Linked DNA regions of Mus musculus: all the other regions are linked to region 1. The links are chromatin loops, found by intact Hi-C in ENCODE. Cell type or tissue: left cerebral cortex. All regions are shown on one strand. Region 1 holds the start of Gm38732 (a long non-coding RNA gene). Region 2 has its middle 9.7 kb from the start of Wipi2. Region 3 overlaps Slc29a4 (solute carrier family 29 (nucleoside transporters), member 4). Region 4 holds the start of Radil (Ras association and DIL domains).

Region 1 (5,000 bases):
CTCATGTAGAGGACTCACATCAGAAAGCTCACGACTTCCTGGGACTCCAGTTTCTGGAGGTCTGATGACCTCTTCTAAGTCTCCTAGGGGCACACATGTGGTGCACATACAGATAAGCAGACGCACACACAGAGACCTAAAAATAAATAAAGATTTAAAAAGGAAGTAGGTCTAGGCATAGTGGCACACACCTTTAATCCTGGCTTTGAGAGGCAGAGGCAGGCAGATCTTCGTGATTTCAAGGCCAGCCTGGTCTACATAGTGAGTTCTATCACAGCCAGGGTTACATAGAAAGTCCCAGTCTCAAAAACAAAACAAAACCAAAAATGCCCACCACCACCCCCTCCCCCAAAAAAAGAAGCAGAAGAAAAGGGATAAGGATCCTTACTCTAGAGAACCAGGCCTGCTCAGAAGGTTGGTTGGTTGTTTTAATTATTTTTGTTTGCATATTTGTTTGTCTGAGACAGGGTCTCACAGCCCAGGCTGGCCCCCATCTCCCAAGTGGCAGTGCTGGGCTGGCAGATATGTTTCTCTGCCGGCTGCTGGCTTTGGTAATGTCTTCAGTGCTAGAAGAAGCAGAAGTCATAATGTGCCCACACACACAAACCATCCCTGCCAGATTTGAGGGCGCTGTAGAGAAGGAAGTCCCCACTAGTAGTAGGTCTGACTGCCATAGCTCAGAATAGTGGTGCAGGCATCCCTTTAACACTGAATAAACTCGAAAAGACAGTTCAGGGTGTAGTGGCTCCCCTTGTCCCTTGAGGCAGCCTTCAACCCCTGTGGTTGCCACAGTCAGGGCACAGCAGTGAGGGTACATGCTGCCTGCAGCCATGAGATCCTTGCAGCAGCACCCCACCGCTCTGTCACCAGTGGGTTCCAGGGATAGGACTTAGGGAGCGTGTGGCAAGTCTGTCTCCCGCTGACCTGTCGGTCCCGCAGGCCTGGGGTGCTGTGCTTGAGTATGTCCTGCTGCTAGTCTCTTCCTCACATTCGCTTTCATTTTACTTTTTTCCTTTCTAGGAGAAGACCAAAGAACTAGCGGAAAAGCAGGCACAACTGTAAGTGTGACCTAGTTACTATCCCTCCCTTAACATCAAGTTCCCTGCAGCCTCCCTGGGCTTGGCTCCAGATCCATCCCTCTTTCCCAACCACCCTGGGAAGCTGTAATGGGAAATTTCCTAGGTAGGCCTGGTGGTGCTGTTTAGGAGGCTGAGGCAGGAGGATTGCAAGTTCAAGGTTTGCCTGTTCTAGATAGTGACTACATGGCCAGCCTGGGCAGCTAATGCAGACCCTGTCCCAAATAGGAAGTAAAAAATCTCACAGAGCTCTGACCTAGACTCTCCCATTGAGGGGTTGTGGAGTGTGGGTAAGCTGTAGACCTCCTGCTTAGGATCTCACAGTGAGGTGAAGGAGTGGCTTAGCATAGATCACTTGCCTAGCACCCGGGAGGACCCAGGTTCAATCGTCAGTACTAAATCAACAGCAGACACTCCACAAAAGGCTCACCAGCTGCTCAGTGGTAGACTAATTACCTAGCATGTGCAACACATACACACACACACACACACACACACACACACACACACACACACACACACTGCATTCCCCAGAGCATCTTTAACACAGAGAGGAAAGATTTGTTTCTGAGTGGCCCCACACCTTACTTTCCTGGTCAATGCACCCTAGCCCAGCTTCCATGGAAAGTACACTGGCAGGGTTTGTGGGCCACCCTGGATTACATATCATCAGATTGGCTGACACTGAGGCCCAGAGCATGTGTCCTCCCAGATCGGAAGCCTTCATGAGAGGCCTCTTGGTGGGACTTGTCAGGGCAGCAGTGGCATATCTGTAGGATATATACTAGGAGGGAGTCAGTAAACTGCAGCCTTGGCTCTTCCAGCATGCTAGTACTAAAAAGGAAGCTTAGAAAATCGGGCCCAGGGCTGGGTGTGGCTCAGTGGGTAGAGCGCTTGCCTGGCATGCAGGAAGCCCTGGGTTCCATCCCCAGCCCACATAAACCAGGTGTGGAGAGACAGGCCTGTAATCCCAACACTCAGACGTGTGTGTGTGTGTGTGTGTGTGTGTGTGTGTGTGTGTGTGTGTGTGTGAAGTTCAAGGTCATCCTTGGTGACATAGTGAATTTGAGGCAAGCCTGGGATACATGAGACCCTGAGACCCTGTATTTTTAAAACAAAACCAAAAAAAAAAAAAAAAAAATCCCAGACAGTACCTGTGACTCGTGCGGGTGTTTTCATACTATCCGAGTAGCCAGAGAAGCCATGCTGGCCTGGTAAGGCTGAGGCTGAGTTGAAGTTGGTCTCTGAGCTAGGGAGTGGACTGGAATTGTGAGACCAAGGGCTCCACCTACTGGTCACATGTCCCTACCACAGACTCAGCAGCATGCTGTTGCTTACAGGTGCCTCAGGGTTGTGCAGTAACCTCCTTTTTGTACAATAGAATCAAAAGACACAGAGGTCAGGACAAAGGGCTGGGCTCCTGCCATCCTCAATCCCCATCAATGGACTTGAGCTCAGGCCACCTCCCATGCTTGCCAGTGTTATAAGCCAGTGGGAGTCTGGACCCCTGGAGTCCGCAGCTTCATGAAGAGACCTAACAGGTCTATGCAGACTAGCCAGAGGCAGCAGTGATGCCAAAGGGCTATTGACCACATGGCAGATCTCAGAAGAGTTGCAAAGGTATTGGTCCTGTTCCCACAGTGGAGATGCAGGGTTGTGTCTCCTGCTTCCCTGCGGACAGGAAGAGCCAAGGCTTTCCCTTTAGCAGCTTGTCCCTGCTGTATTTCCAGAACTCTCAGGGTTCCGTTCTCATCCATAATGCATGCTCATTGCTTTTTTTTTTTTCCAATTCCTTTTTCCTTTTGAAGAGAATGAATCAGTACAAGGACATAGGACAGTACAGCACACAGCAGTCAATCCCACAAACTCACATCTGGGCTCAGCCTGCCCACAGGCTGCCAGATGTTTCTCCTCTGCTCTGTGGACACGGAGGCTGCTTCCCAGATTTCCTGGCCTGGCAACCATGCACTTCCAGTCCAAGTCCTTATGCTCTGCTATGGCCAGCCAGCCTAGCCTATTCAGTGAGCCTTAGATCACTGAGAGACCCAGTCTCTAAAGCAAAACGGGCAGTGCTCTTAAGGAATAATGCCTAAAACTGCTCTCTGAACTACACAAACAGAGACACACACAGACACACACACAGATACAGAGACACATACACAGATACACATGCACAGGCACACACAGACACATAAACACAGACACACACACAGAGACACAGACACACACAGAGACACACACAGACACACACATACAGATACAGAGACACATACACACAGAGAAAAACACGCACACACAGACACACATACAGAGACACCCACACAGATACACATGCACAGGCACACACAGACACATAAACACAGACACACACAGACTCACAAACAGAGACACATACACACAGAGAAACACGCACACACACAGAGAGACACACAGACACATATATAGAGAGAGACACACAGACACACACAGATACACCCACACAGACACCATACATACACATACAAATTGACATATGTACCCCACGTCCTTCCTACACCTTCCATACATCCTACAAACCACACACATACCCACACCACACGCACACGCACGCACGCACGTGCGCGCACATACACACACACACACACACACACAGTAATAAACCTCTCACATACATCTCATGCCCCCACATCTCCCTACATGCTCCACGCCCCCACACCCCCTCAGCACTCCCACACTCCCACGTCACAGGTATCCCTCTCACCCCACCCCTCCTCAGCACACAGAGCTAGTATTTCTCTCTCTGCCTGGCCCCTCCTGCTTCCTGCCTCTCACTTTATGACTTGTTTGCTCCAGCCCCAGCCCCGCTGTTTCCCAAGGCACCTTGTGCTGTAATTTGCATTTCTAATCTGTGTTTATCTCAACTTGGCCTTGTTCTTTTCTTACCAGTGTTTGTTTTCTTTCCCCCCTAATCATTATTTCTGGTTCCCCTCCCTCAGCATGGACTGTTTTCCTCCTGCCTGATGTCATCCTGGGGTGACTTTGTGCAGCTGTGTGGTGACCCACCTCTTGGACTTGGGGTCAGAAAATGTGTCCATCTGCCTTGGTCTTTCTCTCTCTGTGTGTGTGTGTGTGTGTGTGTGTGTGTGTGTGTTGCAGGGTGCACAGTGTGTGTGTGTGTGTGTGTGTGTGTGTGTGTGTGTGTGTGTGTGTGTGTGTGTTGCAGGGTGCCAGAGGAGCCTTGTCCTGTTCTGCCCTTTCCTTTGAGGTAGCATCTCTCACTGAGCCTGTAGCTAGCTCACTGGTGCAGACTGCTGGCCAGCCAGAGAGCTCCCAGGATGCTCCTTTCTTAGAGTGACCACCATACGATGTGACGATATGATGGTATGATGGGGGTTGTGGTTGCCTAGGCTCTCTAGGCAACAAGATACATGCTGGTTTCCTTCCCATGGGAGCTGCCCTCCCCTTTGGGTTCCTGGGGAAATTGAGGAAGGCAGTGAATCTTAAAAACAATGGAGTGGGGCTCTCAAGATCAAATGACTTCTCTTCTGAGCATGTGCGGCTCTTCTGCATGCCACTGTATAAGTCACGCTGGGGTGAAGAGCCAACAAGACTCGGTGCTGTGCAGGCTAAGCACGGTGCTCAGCAGCTGACACAGGAGAGATGGGCACCAGCCAGCTTCTTCCCACCCAGGCGCAGGACAGAGAGGGCACCATTGTTTGTGGACTAAACTGAAATGGCCGGATAGAGCCTGGGACTGCAGGGGAGAGTCTGGCAGCCCTGGGACAACAGGAGAAAGACCAGACCCTCCCTCCTGACCCCCCACCCCCCATCAGCCCCATTAAGTCCCCAGATGTTCCCATGGGTGTGGACAGTTCCTTAGGAGCCCCAGGCTGTGTAGCAACATCAAATGGCAGGCATTTGTGGCTCCACAGTCTTTAACTTTGA
Region 2 (5,000 bases), 120 kb before region 1:
CCTCCTGCATACTGGGCAAACACTCTACAAGGAACCTTTCCTGCCACTTTATAATGAACACATTCTTTTTGCCTATTGCCTGCTATTCCACTACACAGACATGCCCCTATGGTTAAAACAGCATTGGGGGTGGGGTCAGGAGAAGATAAGCTTCTATAATGTTCAGTTCAGGCAACATCACGCCTCTTCTCTACTGATTCCTAAGGAGGGGGTGAGTCTTGTGGCTTTAAATGCCATCTCAGAGCAACATTAGCTTTCAGCGAAGATTCCAGGGGTGAGGGTGGGGGTGGGGGCACTGCAGATGTGGCTCTGGCTCTGGGACTAAGAACACAGCTGCTCTCACATAGGACCTGAGTTCCATTCCCAGCACCCAGGTCACACAGCTCACAGCCATCTATAACTTAAGCTCCAGGTGATCACCTCCTTGCACTCATGTGCACATAACCACTGATGCAGACACACACAGAGACACACACACACACACACACACACACACACACACACACACACACAAGTGAAGGTACTGAGGGGCTGCCACATGATTTTGGCTCCCACCTTCTTTCCTTCTGACCATTTGACTCCCTTGAGCTGCAGATGTTCCAGCCAATTGATCACTTGACCAGAGTTCCACCTGGAGCTCTCCCAAATTCAAAAACCCCAAGCCAACCTCCTGATGTGGCTTACCCTGTATGGGAGCTTGCCACCGGAGCCTGGAGGCCTAAGTTTGATCCTTTGAACCTGTGTAAAGGTGGCAGGAGGGAACTGATGCCTCAAAATTGTCCTTTGACCTTCAGAGGTGTGCTGTGGCACATGTTACCCTGCCCCACACACACACACACACACACACACACATGAGTGCACAAGAGTCGGGTCAGCAAGAAGTCTTGCTTAGAAGCCTCCCCTGGTTCATTTCCCAGTATTCACATGGTAGAGGAAGGGAACAAACAACAGCAAATTGCCTTCTGACATCCACATGATTGAGGCTAGCCTGGTCTACAGAGTGAATTCCAGGAGAGCCAGGGTTACATAGAGAAACCCTGTCTCAAAAAAACAAAACAAAACAAAGCAAAACAAAGCAAAAATCAAACCAAACCAAACCAAACACACACACACACACACAAAACAAAACCCAAAGTAGGCATTTGGATTCCTCCACACCTCCCCAGGCCTTTGCCATCCTTTGATGTACCTCCTTCTCCTCCACTTCCTTCCCTCCCTTTCCCTTCCGCTATGTCGCTCAGGCTGGCTTCGAACTCCTGACACATGCATGTGGAAATGCAATGAGCACAGGTAAGTAGTCCTTTTCCCAACGCTGGCTCTTGTGGTTTCCAGTGTGACAGGCCTACCCACAGGCAGGCGGAGGAACAGGAAAGCTTTGGGGAGAAGGCGAGGACTCAGGTGAGCATTGACTGGGGGCTGCCAGCACAGGGAAGCTGGAAGTGTCTTACTAGGCTCAGGGCATCTTAAAGTGGGCATCGTGATGCCCACCTGCAACCCCAGTCCTCAGGAAGTCAAGGCAGATGGAACATCACAAGTTTGAGGCGTGATTTCTTAGGCTACATAGACTCCTTCCTCCACTGAAAAAAGTGTGTGTGTGTGTGGTGGTGGTGGGGCTGATGATTTAATTCAGTGGTAAAGTGCTAGTCTAGCTGTGTGAAGCCCTGGGTTTGATTTGTAGCGTTTAAATTCATTTTTAAAATGGAAACAGATCCCAGGTGGCAGTGTGCTAGCCTAGCATGCACAAAGCCCTGGGTTCAATCCCCATGTGAACTGGGGTTGACAGTGCAGGCCTATAATCCTAGCACTTGGGAGGGGGAAGACAAGGAAGTCATTAACAGGGAGCTCCAGTTGGAGGGGGGGCTGAGACCATCTTAATAAAGGAACAATATAATTGTTGTATGACATGATAATTAAAATGAATTAATATTATGTATTTTGATGGATACTTCCTAACAGTGACAGTCCTGTAGATGCTCTAAATCAACGTCTCTCAACCTTCCTAATGCTGCGACCCTTTATTACATCTCCTCATATTGTGGTGACCCCCAACCACAAAATTATTTTCGTGATTACTTCATAACTGTGATTTTTGCTACTATTATGAATCGTATTGTAAATATCTGGTATGTGATTCCTGTGTAAGGGTTGTGGCCCACAGGTTGAGAACTGCAGCTCTAAATAAACCCTACACCTCCTTCTCTATCTGTAATCACCTTGATGGGACTTTACTGCCAGCCACCAGAGGGCACCATGGGCCAGGATATTGCTGAACTGTGGCTTCTCTTCTAGGGTAGGGTAGGGGTTTGTCCTAGACTGGGTGGGGCTCAAGCCCCCCACTCAGCACTCGCGCTCGCGCACACACACACACACACACACACACACACACACACTCACACACATACACACTCAGGAGCTCTAAGGAAGGGTAGATATCAGATCTCATGGTCAGTTCCCAGAATTTTAAGAACAGAACATTTTTAAAAAGATTTATTTATTTTATTTGCCTGAATGTGTGTATGTGTGCACCACATATGTGGCTGGTGCTCTTTGAGGTCAGAAGAGAGTGTTGGATCCCTTGGAACAGGAGTTATGGGTGTTTGTGAGCCAACATGTGGGTGCTGGGAAACCAACTCAGCAGTGGAAGAGCAGCCGGTGGGTGCCCTTGAGAGCGGAGCCATGGTGATGCAGGCAGGCCCAGAACCACAGCTAAGGCAGAAGGCAGAGGCAGGAGAGTTCCAAGTTCCAGACCTGCTGGGGCTGCAAAGTCAGTGCAAGGTCAGTGTGAGCAACGTAGTGAGACCCTGACTCAAAATCAAATAGACGCCCCTCCCCCTTCAAAATAAGAGAAGCAAGAGGAGGGGAGGGGAGGGGAGGAGAGGGAAAGCAGAGAAAGGAGGGGGAAGGAGGGGAAGGGAGGGGAGGGGGAATTACAGGTATGCCTGGCACGGTGGCTCAAGGCTATAATCCCAGCACTTGGGCAGCTGAGGCAGGAGAATTTCCAATTCAAGGCTAGCCTGGGCCACATAGCAACATTTTATTTTAGAAAAAGAAAGATGGGGGTGGTGGTGGCTGGAGAGATGGCTCATTGATTGAGAGCACTGGCTACTTTCCCAAAGGACCCAGGTTCAATTCCCAGAACCCACATGGCAGTTCACAACTGTCTGTGGTTCCAGTTTCGGGAAATCTAACACCCTCAGACAGACATACTTACAGGGAAAAGACCAGTGCACATAAAATAAAAAAATAAATAAGTCATCTTTTAAAAAAGAGAGAAGCCTGCAGCTTGGTTAGTAGAGTGCTTGTCTAGCATCCATGAAGCCAGGCAAAACTGAGTGATGATGATATATACCTGTCATTCCAATACTTTAGAGGTGGAAACCTTAGCTTTAAGAGTTCAAGATCATTCTCGGCTACATAGGGAGTTAGAGGCCAGCCTGGGCAGCAGGAGACCCTGTCTCAAAAGACAATATCAGATCAGGACTGGCTGAGAGGAAGGCAGCTGCCATCAAGCTTGGTGACAAGTTGTGCCTCCAGGACCCACACTGTGGGAGAAGATAACAGATGCCTACAAGTTGTCTTCCAACCCCCAACGCCTTCACGAATAACCAAACATAATACAAATTAAAACAAAACGAAACAAATCCCTGTTTCCTGGCAGCATCCAGATCCTAGGCGCTGCTAAAAACTAGCCCACCCCAGTGCGAATCCAGAGACTGTGTCTTCTCATCCCATCCTAGGGCCCTCAGACTCCAAGAACTCATAGTCTGATTCATAGTAGAGGCCTGTGTTGCTGGCCTTTGTTGGTGAGGAGGATGGAGTAGAGCGTGGAGGCTCAGTGCTGGTCAGAAGGAAGTATAGAAGGGGATGGTGGCTTCAAACCTTGAGGCTTTGTAGAGTTTAGTGCTGGGCCTTGAAGAAGAAACAGAAGTCTTCCAGAAGGGGATGAGGCAGCAGGGGAGGTGAGAGGGAAGTGATTTATTTGGTGTTATCTGGACTGTACCAACTATGCAGGAGGATGAGTTAATGGGGATGTATAGAGGGACCAGCTCTAGGCTCTGGCTTTGCTGGAACCCTGAAACAACACAGGGTAGCATGAAAAGGCGCCAATGGAACAGCATTTAGCCCTCCACTGTCTTAGACACTAAGCATGGGTCTTGACTTTGATTTACCAATTTCTTCCAATTTGAAGCATTCTCTCCCAGGAAAAAAGGGAGACGTTTTAAGATTCAGAAAGCAAACAACTTACAAATCTCAGGAAGTTCCTGAAATTACAAGGATTCACAAAACCCCTGTCCAAGGTTATAGAAGTAGTTATGATGGACTGGGGAGAGGAAGCTAACCTGCTTGTATTTTGTCCTGAGAGCTTCATGGATGCAGATTTTATGAGTCCTTGCCCATGGTGGATTAGGGTAGGCTTCTCAGGGGTTCGCATAGCTTTGAGAGGCTCTGTTCCTCCAAGTAGCTCCCCACCCACACTCCTGCTAGTAACCCCCATGAAACTCACTGGTTCATCAAGTTGGACTTTGATAGAGTTATTGCTTTAGTCTGTCACTGATTTCCTATGTGGGGGCAAATAGGTGTTTATTCTTGTCGCCCCATAAAAAGTTGACACAATAGGACTCTGCCTAAGGAAACTTCTGGAGGGATCTCCTTTCATTCTCCTGTCTCCAGCACTTTCTCATCAGACCTGACATTTTGAAGAACCCCAAATAAATAAATAGTCAACTATGCCCCCTGAGAGAAGAAGCCTTAGAGCTCACTGGGAGCAACCCTTCCCACCTCCAGGACAGTATGACATAGTGAACCCAAATAAACCAGGGCATACTGTATTCTAGAGTGTCATGAAATGGAAGGACTAACTGCTACCTACTCTTTGGATGGGTCACAAGGACATCACATTGTAGAGACGTGATCCCAAGCCAGGGTGACAGCACCTTTTAATCATGCCAGGACTTGGGAGGTTGAGTCTAGAGGATCACCGAAACATCAAGGCCAGCCTG
Region 3 (5,000 bases), 220 kb before region 1:
ACTGAGCCACGCCCCAGCCCCTCACTGTGGGATTCTAGGCAGGGGCTCTACCACTGAGCCACACCCCCAGCCCCTCACTGGGGGATTCTAGGCAGGAGCCCTACCACTGGGCCAAGTCTCAGGACTTTTGCACACATGGCTCCCTCTGCTTAGGTGCCATTCCTTGCAGCTTCCTGTATCTGTCTCCCTCATTTCTTCCTCCAGGATTTTGCTCAAAAGCCATCTTCTCAGAAAAATTTTGCAAGATTGTTTTCTTTACATCATGGCTCCCCAGTCCTTTCATCTGCCCTAACTTCTCAGACTAATAGCCCCTAGGACTTACAACCATGAAACATAACACATCTGTCTGTTACCTCGGTTTATTGGCCATCTCTATCTCAGAACTGTAACCCCGCAAATGTGGGCAGCATCATGTCCCGCTGCTTAGGAGAGCGCTAGGTGTACAGGCTCAAGCCCTTACTGTACGTGGGTCCCACGGGTCTTACCTGCCAGTTCCCGCTGCTTGGGGCTCACTTTTCCAGCTGCCAGGATCATGGGCACACTGCCAAAGTAGCCATTGCTGATGCCCATTAGCAGCGAGAAGACACAGGGCCAGGCAGGGTGGCGGAGGGCAGGCATGCCACTGGGGTACACACACAGGATGAAGAGGGGGATGAAGACCACACGCAGGCAAGAGCAGGCGAGCAGGTGAGTGCCCCGCCACTCCACGGGCAGGGCTGCCAGGATCTGCAGAGAGCAGGGAGTCTGGGATTACCCACCTAGCCATAAGCCCGTCTCTCTGCCAGCCAGGCCCTCCAGTTACACCCTGTGCCTGACAACCTTGACTGGGTCCAGCTTACCTTACAAGAGCCGCACCATCTCATAACCTGCCCCCTTTACAGTACTGGTGATAGAAGGTGAAACCTGGAATATGCTAGACAAACACTCTAATGGTGAGCTATGCTTCTGGTCCCTCCCAACACTTCCCTAAAGGATTCTAGACAGAGGCTCTACCACTGAGCCACGCCCCAGCCCCTCACTGGGAGATTCTAGGCAGGGGCTCTACCACTGAGCCACACCCCCAGCCCCTCACTGGGGGATTCTAGGCAGGGGCTCTACCACTGAGCCACACCCCAGCCCCTCACTGGGGGATTCTAGGCAGGGGCTCTACCACTGAGCCACACCCCCAGCCCCTCACTGGGGGATTCTAGGCAGGGGTTCTACCACTGAGCCACGCCCCCAGCCCCTCACTGGGGATTCTAGGCAGGGGCTCTACCACTGAGCCACACCCCAGCCCCTCACTGGGGATTCTAGGCAGGGGCTCTACCACTGAGCCATACCCCAGCCCCTCCCTGGGGGACTCTAGAGCACTCCTGGTGAAGGGCTTGTAATGTAGCTCAGTGGTAGAATGCTTGCCCTACAAGGCCAAGGCCCTGGGTCCCACCCTGCATACTCCACAGTATTCAGCAAACTGACTGCAAAGAGACGTGAGCTTGCAGCATGGCTAGGGTGCCACTCCAGCCCTATCTACTTGTGTGACAGACGTGCTGCCCAGCTGGCAGCCTGTGCCTGTGTCATCCTCAGACAGATCCACTAGTGACTGTGGGGCAGGAGAAATCAGGACTGATTCTAGCCTGAAGCACAGTTGATACCAGAGAGACCAGGCAGGGGCTAGACTCCACAGGACAGTGTTAGAGATGGTGACACTCATGGCTACCATTCTTCCAACACGTACCCTCAGCCTGGCTTTGCTCCAGAAAGACCAGAGCCTTACTAGGGTTCCCCAAAGCCACCCTGAGGCTCACCTTGCCCACAAAGTCTGACAGGTTGAACACGGCCATCACCAGGATGGGCAGCCACTCCCCCAGCACGCAGTGGCGGATCTCGGACTCCAGGCCCGGAAACAGGCACAGTGTAATGAAGTAGGTTACCGCAATGGACAGCATGTCGGCCCAGATGACCCGCGCCACGACGTATCGGTGCAACAGCAGGGCTTGTGGGGGGAGGGGAGTGAGGAATGTTAGAGGCTGGCGCTCATGGGGCCCCTGCTGTCTCAGCCCGTGTGACAGCCACGGACGCCACCGGACTCCACAGTATCACGTTACCTCTGAAGGTGGGCCAGCTTCGTTTGACTCGTGGCCGGGGCACATCAAAACGCATGTAGACCCCACTGTTGCTGTGCGTCACCTCATGGGCCGGGCTCTCCTTCGGGGACCTGCTGCTGGATAGGGCTGGAGTTTGGTGCTCCTGTGTGTCAAAGAATGATGGGAGTCATGGGTTAGATACCCAGAGCAAATGGTGGAGCCACAGTCATCTAGACATTAAGTTAGTACCTGCTGTGTGCACTTCCTTATCAAGGGATACTATTTCCCTTGATTCCCTCCACCCAGCCTTAAGTCACAGAGCCTTAAGTCACACAGCCCTGGAACCTGAGCTGGGGCTGGGTGGAAGGGTAATGCAGGATGTGACCACCAGAGGGCGCTCTATCTTCGCAGAACTGCAGATTGGCTAACCCAAGGAGTTGGTAGTAAGAAGTAATGATCTGTATTGGGGTCCTCACAGAGGCAACCCCTGAGCTGTAATGGAAGGGAGCGTATTATAGGGTTCCCCTGGCTTCCATTAATCATACTTTTGAGGTTCTGTTAATCTGCCACAGATCCCGGGCTCTTCTCCCTGGCCATAGCTAGAAAGGCCTCACTTCCTACTGTCCCAACAGGGAGTCATGGAAGGTGGTCCACAGAATGGAATTTCTCAGGGTACAGAAACAAACCTGCAGCTTGAGATTGAGGGATCAATAACAGGGCCAACGAGGAACTCTTCAGGCGCCTGTGTGGGAGAAGGAGGCCAGGCCAGGCCAGGACACTTACAAAGTGGATGTCTCCGGATGCGACATCGTGGTGCACTCGGTAGCCTGCCTGGACGGGGCGGCTGTCACGGGGCCGAGTGGTATAGTAGAGCACAAAACGGCTGCGCCGCACCAGCAGATGCAGCAGGAAGCACAGGAGCTCCAAGCCGGCAGACACCAGGAAGAAGATGATGGTGCTGGCCCGCTCGTCCGGGAGCAGCAGCTTAGTGAGGATTCGACTCAGAGAGATCATCACCCCTGCCGTGCCTGGAGGGGAGGCAGTGGCACATCAACATTCCCTGAAGCTTCTATCACCCGTGCCACCCTCCGATGCTCTACCGCCCTTGCTCCCACCCCACTCCACCCCATCCACCAGCCCTTCCTCACTGGGTCCTCTCTGCTCCATCCTTCTACTGTTCTGGGCCCCCCACCCACAGCACCTGGTCCATACTGGTCCATCATCCTACAAGACCCCACAGCCTGCACCCTGTCCAAGCGATGGCTCCTCCTAGCCCCTCCCTACATTGCCAAGCCCCACCAGTTACCAGTTACATCTTGTCTGGGCTTCTCTCTAAGCCTTCTCCAGCCACTTGCAACCCCTCTCCTTGTCTCCCTGCCCCCAGCCCTGATGAATCTGCTCTCACCAGCCCCACCCCTCAGCTGCCTGTCTATCCATCCAGCCTGCCTCAGCTCCCCTTCCCCCAGGGCCCCCCACAACCCCTGTCTGACTCTGCCATCCACTCACACACCATGGGCACCATCACTGGGCTCTTGTTGGGCATCCTGCCTTGAGCTGCTCCCTACAAGGAGGACACAAGGCTCCTGCCTTCCTAGGCTTGATGGCAAGAGGCCACAGACAAGCCACAGAAACACATAACAGTGGTACAGGGTGTACGCCCGGGCAGAGGATGTGGCGAGAGGGGGAAGGATCGGAGCATCTTATCCTGGAAGGGGACAGCTGAGCCTGCAGTTAAGTCTGCAGTACACAGGAGCCAGGCACACAGACTGAGAGCGAGCACATCAAACAGGTAAGAGGCTTGAGCACGTGTGAAATACTGAGAGGTTCCCCCCACCCCCAGAGCAAGGGCCAGCTGGAGGAGGGTGTCAGGGTCAAGGCGGGCAAGTATGCTGCAGATAACTCATGAAGGTTTGCCCGAGTTCAATCCACAGCCACAGGGCAATGTGAGGCAGGACTTGTCCTGTCCACTATGAGCTGATGAAGACGGACAGGGCTCTGAACAAGTCTGTCTCGGGGGAGTCCCAAAGGGATCCACCATCCTCATGGGCCAGCCTCACAGATTCCACTGTAAAAATCTACCGGTTTTGGGTGTGAATGTGGCTCAGTTGGTAGAGTTTTTGTTAAGCGCGCATGGCATCCTGGTCCCAACACAGTGTAAAGATAGTGCCTAGAACCCCAATACTCAGGAATCGGGAGCAGGGGGATCAGGAGTTCAAGGTTATCCTCAGCTATACATAGTTGCAAGCCAGCCTGGGCTACAAGAGACCCTGCCTCAGCACAACAACAAAAAATCTGCACCTGTGTGCTGGCCGCCTCCCAGAAGTTAGCCTTATGTGGTACGGTTTGATATACCAGGCAGCACGTGGCAGAAGGAGCCCACAGCAGGCTGCCATGGAGGGGCCATGGAGAGTAGCCTCTGAGGATGACACTGGCTAAGCCCGGTTGCTTGTCTCGTTGTGACTAGCTACAGAATAGAAGGCAAGACCTGGTAGACTCAGACTGTACCTGGAGGGCATGTCCAGGGGTCTTTTGGGGTCTGGGCATTGGGTAAACTTCAGGTTGAGTAAGGTGCTGGGTATCAGAAAGGGCATCTGGGAGGTGGCTTCGCAGACAAGCAATTAAGTACTAAGCAGGGTGGTTGGTGAAGGGGGGGGGGATCTGAGAAAGGCTTGGTCCTGAGTGGAGCCAGCTGATACATACAGGCCTGAGCAAGCTAAGCCTCAGCACACTACACTTGCCCAGGCGCATGCACTCACACACACAATGTTGCAAATTTCCAAAGTTGAAACGGTCCTCTTAGAGGAAGGCGGGGGTGGGGGGTGGGGTGGGGGGTGGGGGGGGGTGGGGGGGGGTGGGGGGGTGTCAAAAAGACTCAGGGAATAAAGATATAAAGATTGCAAGTCCAGCTGAACTACACAAGATTCTCAAGGCCCCTCC
Region 4 (5,000 bases), 49 kb before region 1:
TACTTACATATAATATAAATAAATAAATCTTTTTTTTTTAAAAAAAGAAGAAAGAAAAAGAAAAGAAAGCTGGTTTACTGGGATGAGCCATGTGCTCCCCTAAAATTCAGATGCTGAAGTCCCAGTACCCCGGAATGTTATTGGAGGTGGGGCCTTTAAGGAGGTAATTTTTAGTCGTTTGCAACTGTCTTCATCACTTTTACATTGCTGGACAGAAACAACTGAAAAGAGGAATACTTTCTTGGCTTATGATTTCAGAGATATCAGTCCTTGGTCACAGGCAGAGCATTGCATTTTCGAGCAAACCCTCATGAGGTAACAGAAAGAAAGCAGCAGACAGAAAGTCTTCAAGGATGACAATCCCTCAAAAGCCTGTCCCCGCGACCTGCTCCTTCTGGCTGGGCTCACTCTATAATGTCTTTACAGCCTTCCGAAATAACACTGCCAAATGCTGGCCACACCTTTGAAACGTAAGCCCAGGGTGGATGTTTCACATTCAATCCACTACAGGCCACAGATCATCAGTCATTTAGTACGTAAATAAACAATCTTAGCTGTGTCCCAGTAAAACTTTACAAAAAGTAGTCCAATCTGGCTCCCATGCTGTATGTAAGCAAACAATTGTAGCTGTGTCCCAATAAAACTTTATTTACAAAAACTGTCCAACCTGGTTCCCAAGCTGCAGTTTGGGGTTCTCTGCAGAGACAGGGGTGGGAAGTTTGGAGGTGGGACTTGGGTCATGGTCTGGGATGTGGCAGAAGGAATATCCAAGCCTGAACCCAGCCTCTCTTCCTAGCTCTGATAACTGCCTCTTCAGGTTTGTTATTGTTTGTAGGAAATTGTATGGAAGTATTCTAGTATATTGTTTGGTTACAGCCTCCCAGGCTGAGGTGCATGAGGAGGCTGGTGTGAATGGGGTGGTGCCCTATAAGGGTGCCCTGTAAGGGTCTATGGGGGGCCAGTGAGGTGGTTCAGCAGGTAAGAGCACTGACTGCTCTTCTGAAGGTCCCAAGTTCAAATCCCAGCAACCACATGGTGGCTCACAACCACCCCTAATGAGATCTGACGCCATCTTCTGGTGAGTCTAAAGTCAACTACAGTGTACTTATGCATAATAATAAATAAATCTTTTTTTTAAAGGTCTATGGGGAGGGTACTAGTTCATCATATAGACAAGCCAAGTCTTAATTGACCTTCAGTCAATGGACTTCTGAGAGACACTACATCCTCAGGAAGAAGTTGAATAGTGGGAACCTTTTAAGAGTTAGTGTGTGTATCCGAGCTGGGCTGGGTAAAGCCCCCAAGCATAGGACCTGACAGAAGAGGTGCTCTGTAAATGTCTGTCCCCTTCCCCTGGTCTCAAACATGGGGCCATTACTTTACAGCAGCGGTTCTCGACCTATGGGCCACAACCCCTTTTGGGATTGCATATCAGGTATCCTGCATACCAGATATTTACATCCCAATTCATAACAGTAGCAAAATTATAAAGTAGCAGTGAAATAATTCTATGGTTGGGGGTTACCACAACATGAGTGTTTTAGTTAGGGGTTCATTGCTGTGAAGAGATGCTATGACCAAAGTAAAAGAAACATTTATCTGGGCCTGCTTACAGTTTCAGAGGTTCAGTTCATTATCATCATGGTGGGAAGCATGGCAGCATCCAGGCAGGCATAGTGCTGGAAGAGGAACTGAGAGTTCTGCATCTCGATCCGCAGGCAGCAGGAGGCTGACCATATGTCATACTAGGTGTAGCTTGGGCATAGGAGACCTCAAAGTCCACCCCCACAGTGACACACTTCCTCCAACAAGACCACACCTCCTAATAGTGGCACTCTCTATGGGCCAAGCATTCAAACACAGAAGTGTATGGGGCCATATCTATTCAAACCACCCAGTGAGGAACTGTATTAAAGGGTTGCAACATTAAGGAAAGTTGAGAACTACTTCTCTACAGTATAGTTCTTGACAAACTGCCCACAAAAAGATATACTTCTCGGGTTAGGGTGTGCAGTTTGAGATCACTGAACATACCAGAGAGAAGTCAAAGCAAAATACATTATTTGGGTCAAGGACCTAGAGCTGATTTGGTCCCATTTTGCATGGTTTAAAGTTAGTCTGCCATAATTTGACTTGTGTTTTTAAAATTCTGGCTGCTTAGGGTTGAAGTGATTCAGTTGGTAGAGCATTTGTATTGCATACATGAGGCCCTTGGTTCGATCCCCAGAACTACATTAACTAGGCATGGTAGTGCAAGCTTGTAATTCCAACACAAGGACAATGGAGGTAATAGCATCAGGAGTGCAAGGCCAGCCTTGGTCACATGGAGTTTGAGGCCAATCTGGCATCTATGAGACCCTATCTAAAATGTAAAATAAAATTCTACGAAGGATACATTAAAATTAAAGAACTGGGGTTAAATGCTGACAACACACACTATATACACGTATGCAATTGTCAATGAATAAATAAAAATATATTCAATAAAATAAAAGTCTGGCCTTCCTGTCCCTGGTCAGTTTCATGCATATTCAGTTATGTACCTGTCCATCTTTGTCCACCCCTCCACCTTCGTCCACTAACTGGGGTGGAGGCCAAACACCACCTACTTGATCATAGAGTACACAACCCCAAAGCAGGGGGGCCCAAGAACAGGCCACGCCCTTCTTTCCTGCAGCCCCGCCCCTTGAGATACCACGACTCGACTTTGGGAAACTAGCCCCGCCCCCTTGCCGAGGCCACGCCCACTCAAAGGCCACACCTCTTAGAGAATCGTTCTTACCGTTGGGGACCAGAAGGGGGCGCTAGCGCACAGCCTATCTTTCTCGGTCGGCCAGGCCCGCCCTAATACATGTGACCCCGCCCACTCGAGGCTCCGTCTCTGCCCATTGGGCGCTGAGGTGTCAAGTTTCTGTTCGTCTCGCCCGACTCCCCGCCCTTAGAGGCTCCGCCCCCAGAGGCCCCGCCCCTTCGGAGGCCTCGCCCTGTCCGTTGCGCGGCCGGCAGGAGGCGCTTCGAGCCGGGCGCCAGCTCGGCTAACGGCGGGCGTGGGAGCCGCGCGCGGGGGACGCAGCTGACAGGCTGCGCTGAGGTGAGTGCGGGGCGCGAGAAGGAAGGTCAGCAGAGGCCGAGGATGGCCCAGGAGGTGCGGCTGGGCCACTGCGGGGACCCGCGGAGGGTGCGGAGACCGCGGGCTGAGACACGGGTGGCGGGGCACGCGCTGGGGCGGGGCCGCGCTGGTCACGGTCCCCACGGCGAGTCCGGGCGCGATGGAGGCAGGCTTGCTCGGTTGCCATGGAAACCGGCGAGCGCACGGGGCCTGGAGCGGCCCGGGGGAGCTGCACCTGAAGGCCGGGTGGGCGCGGGTTGCGTGGCCCCGTGGACTTCCAGGGGCAATCCGGGTTCCGTCACTCGTGGCCAAGGGACCTTTCCAGGCCTCAGTTTACCTGGTAGTGCTTTGGAGGTGCAATCTAACCTGGAACAACCCGAAAGAGCTCAAGGCGGGAGTCCCGCACTCGCCCACCAGGATGGTGGTGACACCCCCGCCTACACCCGTCCCGCATCGCGTCTCCTCCCCATCGGTGTGCCCGCGAGAGGCATTGTTTCTCCAGCTATTTCTGTATCATTTCCAGCCAGTCCCCCGACAAGTGCCGCGCCTGAGACAGATGCTGAGCTGGAGCTCCGAGGCCCTCAAAGGGATCTGGCTTCTGTCCCTGGGGAGCCCTGGGATGGGGGCCTGACAGGCTGCAGACCTGCCCGGCCCAGCCTCTGTCGCCTGTCGAGTGTTTGGTTAATCTGAATTACCAAAAAGAATTTGATTACTGGTGTCTCTCGGTGCTGCGGGCCACCTCTTGTGCATTCCAGAGAGGAGCTTCTCTTTAATCCTGCTGGGAGAAGTCAGTCCCTTTTTGCTAAGTGACTAGCGGCCCAAATGAAACCTGATTGAATTATGCTTGCCTTTAAAGCCGCCCTCCAGCTGGAGCCATAAAGATAGGATTTGTGGATGAGGGGAGGAGGCTAATGCGCCGTCTGCAAAGTTGACTGCTCAGTTTTTCTTCTGTTGGAATGATAATGTGTTCCACATTGTCCTGTTGGAACAGAGACGTCCCTCCACCCATGTCAGCCGTCGTTGACCTCACTGCCTGCCTGGTCTCTGTGACTTAACCTTACTTTTTTTCCTTTTCTTTCTTTTTTCTCTTTTCTTCCTTTCTTTTTTTCTTTTTTAAAAAAGCAGAATCGGAGAACAAGAAAAGAGACAATTTCTGAGGCAGCCACGGCGAGAGCCCTGCGTGTACTCTTGACTCTCTGGGACCTGAGCTGTCCTCAAATGTTTGTGTGTCAGAGGCGAGAATGAGGCAGAAAAAGGAAAAGACAGGTCATACTTCCAGAAAAACAGATCTGGTTACCCAGGGCGTACTCGCCTCTGTAGGACTTTCCCTGAATTCCAAGTGGCCTTTTGAGAAACATTTTTGTCCTGTGTGGACAAACAGGCTCCACTCTTGATTCTGTGATTAGGAAGGAAAGAGGTCTACAAGCCACTCAGGGCCACCTCAGGGCCCACTCTTTAGTGGCCGTGGGGAGGATGGGCATAAAAAAAAAACCCAAACTTTCTGAAAAACCAAGAAGCGAAAGCTCGGCATTCACTGGGACTCGGGGCCCTTGAGGAGAGACGCTGGTGAGGAGTGAGTCACACCCACCCAGGTTCTGTCATCTCCTGCTCTTCACACTTTTCCCAGCTCTGTCTTAGAGTCCCTCCGGACAGGAGGGAGGGGCCACTTCTGAGGCTCCAGTTTGCACCCCGTGACCCCAAGACCCTAGGAGGGGGCCTAGTAGTTACACATTTGTACTTTTCCATTTCTCTTGCCTCTTATTTATTTGTGTTTTGAGTCAAACTGCATAGCCACGGACGACCTTGAACTTTAAAAAAATATATGTTTATTTATTTATTTTTTTACCATGCGTCCACATTTTAAATTTTATAGATTTTTTAAATATTTAAA

The links. Hi-C counts contacts between places; a loop is a spot of excess contacts. Peaks named below come from ENCODE experiments on the same cell type or tissue, not always from the same donor. Only the 100,000 strongest peaks of a DNase experiment are listed, where the experiment ranks them.
Region 2: a loop joins it to region 1, with 3 times the contacts of the local background. A loop is called at or near these places in 19 of 42 quality-filtered maps.
Region 3: it touches region 1 in a loop (2.4-fold over the local background); 17 of 42 quality-filtered maps call a loop at or near these places.
Region 4: it touches region 1 in a loop (7-fold over the local background); 24 of 42 quality-filtered maps call a loop at or near these places.

Annotation. Positions count from the first base shown.
Region 1 is chr5:142,499,971-142,504,970 of GRCm38, reverse strand. It overlaps Radil (Ras association and DIL domains), which reads left to right. Exons shown (of 15, transcript NM_178702.4): 5 at 1,021-1,058. It overlaps Gm38732 (a long non-coding RNA gene), which reads right to left and starts at 4,200. Exons shown (of 3, transcript XR_003955823.1): 1 at 2,231-4,200. In left cerebral cortex, a CTCF peak has its summit at 2,385 (motif pointing left); DNase peaks (open chromatin) are centred at 602 and 2,364.
Region 2 is chr5:142,617,337-142,622,336 of GRCm38, reverse strand. No RefSeq gene overlaps it. Among named protein-coding and RNA genes, the nearest start is that of Wipi2, 9.7 kb to the left of the region's middle. In left cerebral cortex, a CTCF peak has its summit at 2,223 (motif pointing right); a DNase peak (open chromatin) is centred at 2,238.
Region 3 is chr5:142,715,683-142,720,682 of GRCm38, reverse strand. Slc29a4 (solute carrier family 29 (nucleoside transporters), member 4) reads right to left here. Exons shown (of 11, transcript NM_146257.2): 7 at 2,847-3,091; 8 at 2,085-2,226; 9 at 1,785-1,972; 10 at 486-726. Among named protein-coding and RNA genes, the nearest start is that of Slc29a4, 16 kb to the right of the region's middle. In left cerebral cortex, a CTCF peak has its summit at 2,447 (motif pointing right); a DNase peak (open chromatin) is centred at 2,446.
Region 4 is chr5:142,549,071-142,554,070 of GRCm38, reverse strand. It overlaps Radil (Ras association and DIL domains), which reads left to right and starts at 2,973. Exons shown (of 15, transcript NM_178702.4): 1 at 2,973-3,091. In left cerebral cortex, a CTCF peak has its summit at 2,920; DNase peaks (open chromatin) are centred at 2,872, 3,241, 3,605 and 4,700; H3K4me3 peaks cover 1,497 bases; H3K27ac peaks cover 1,079 bases.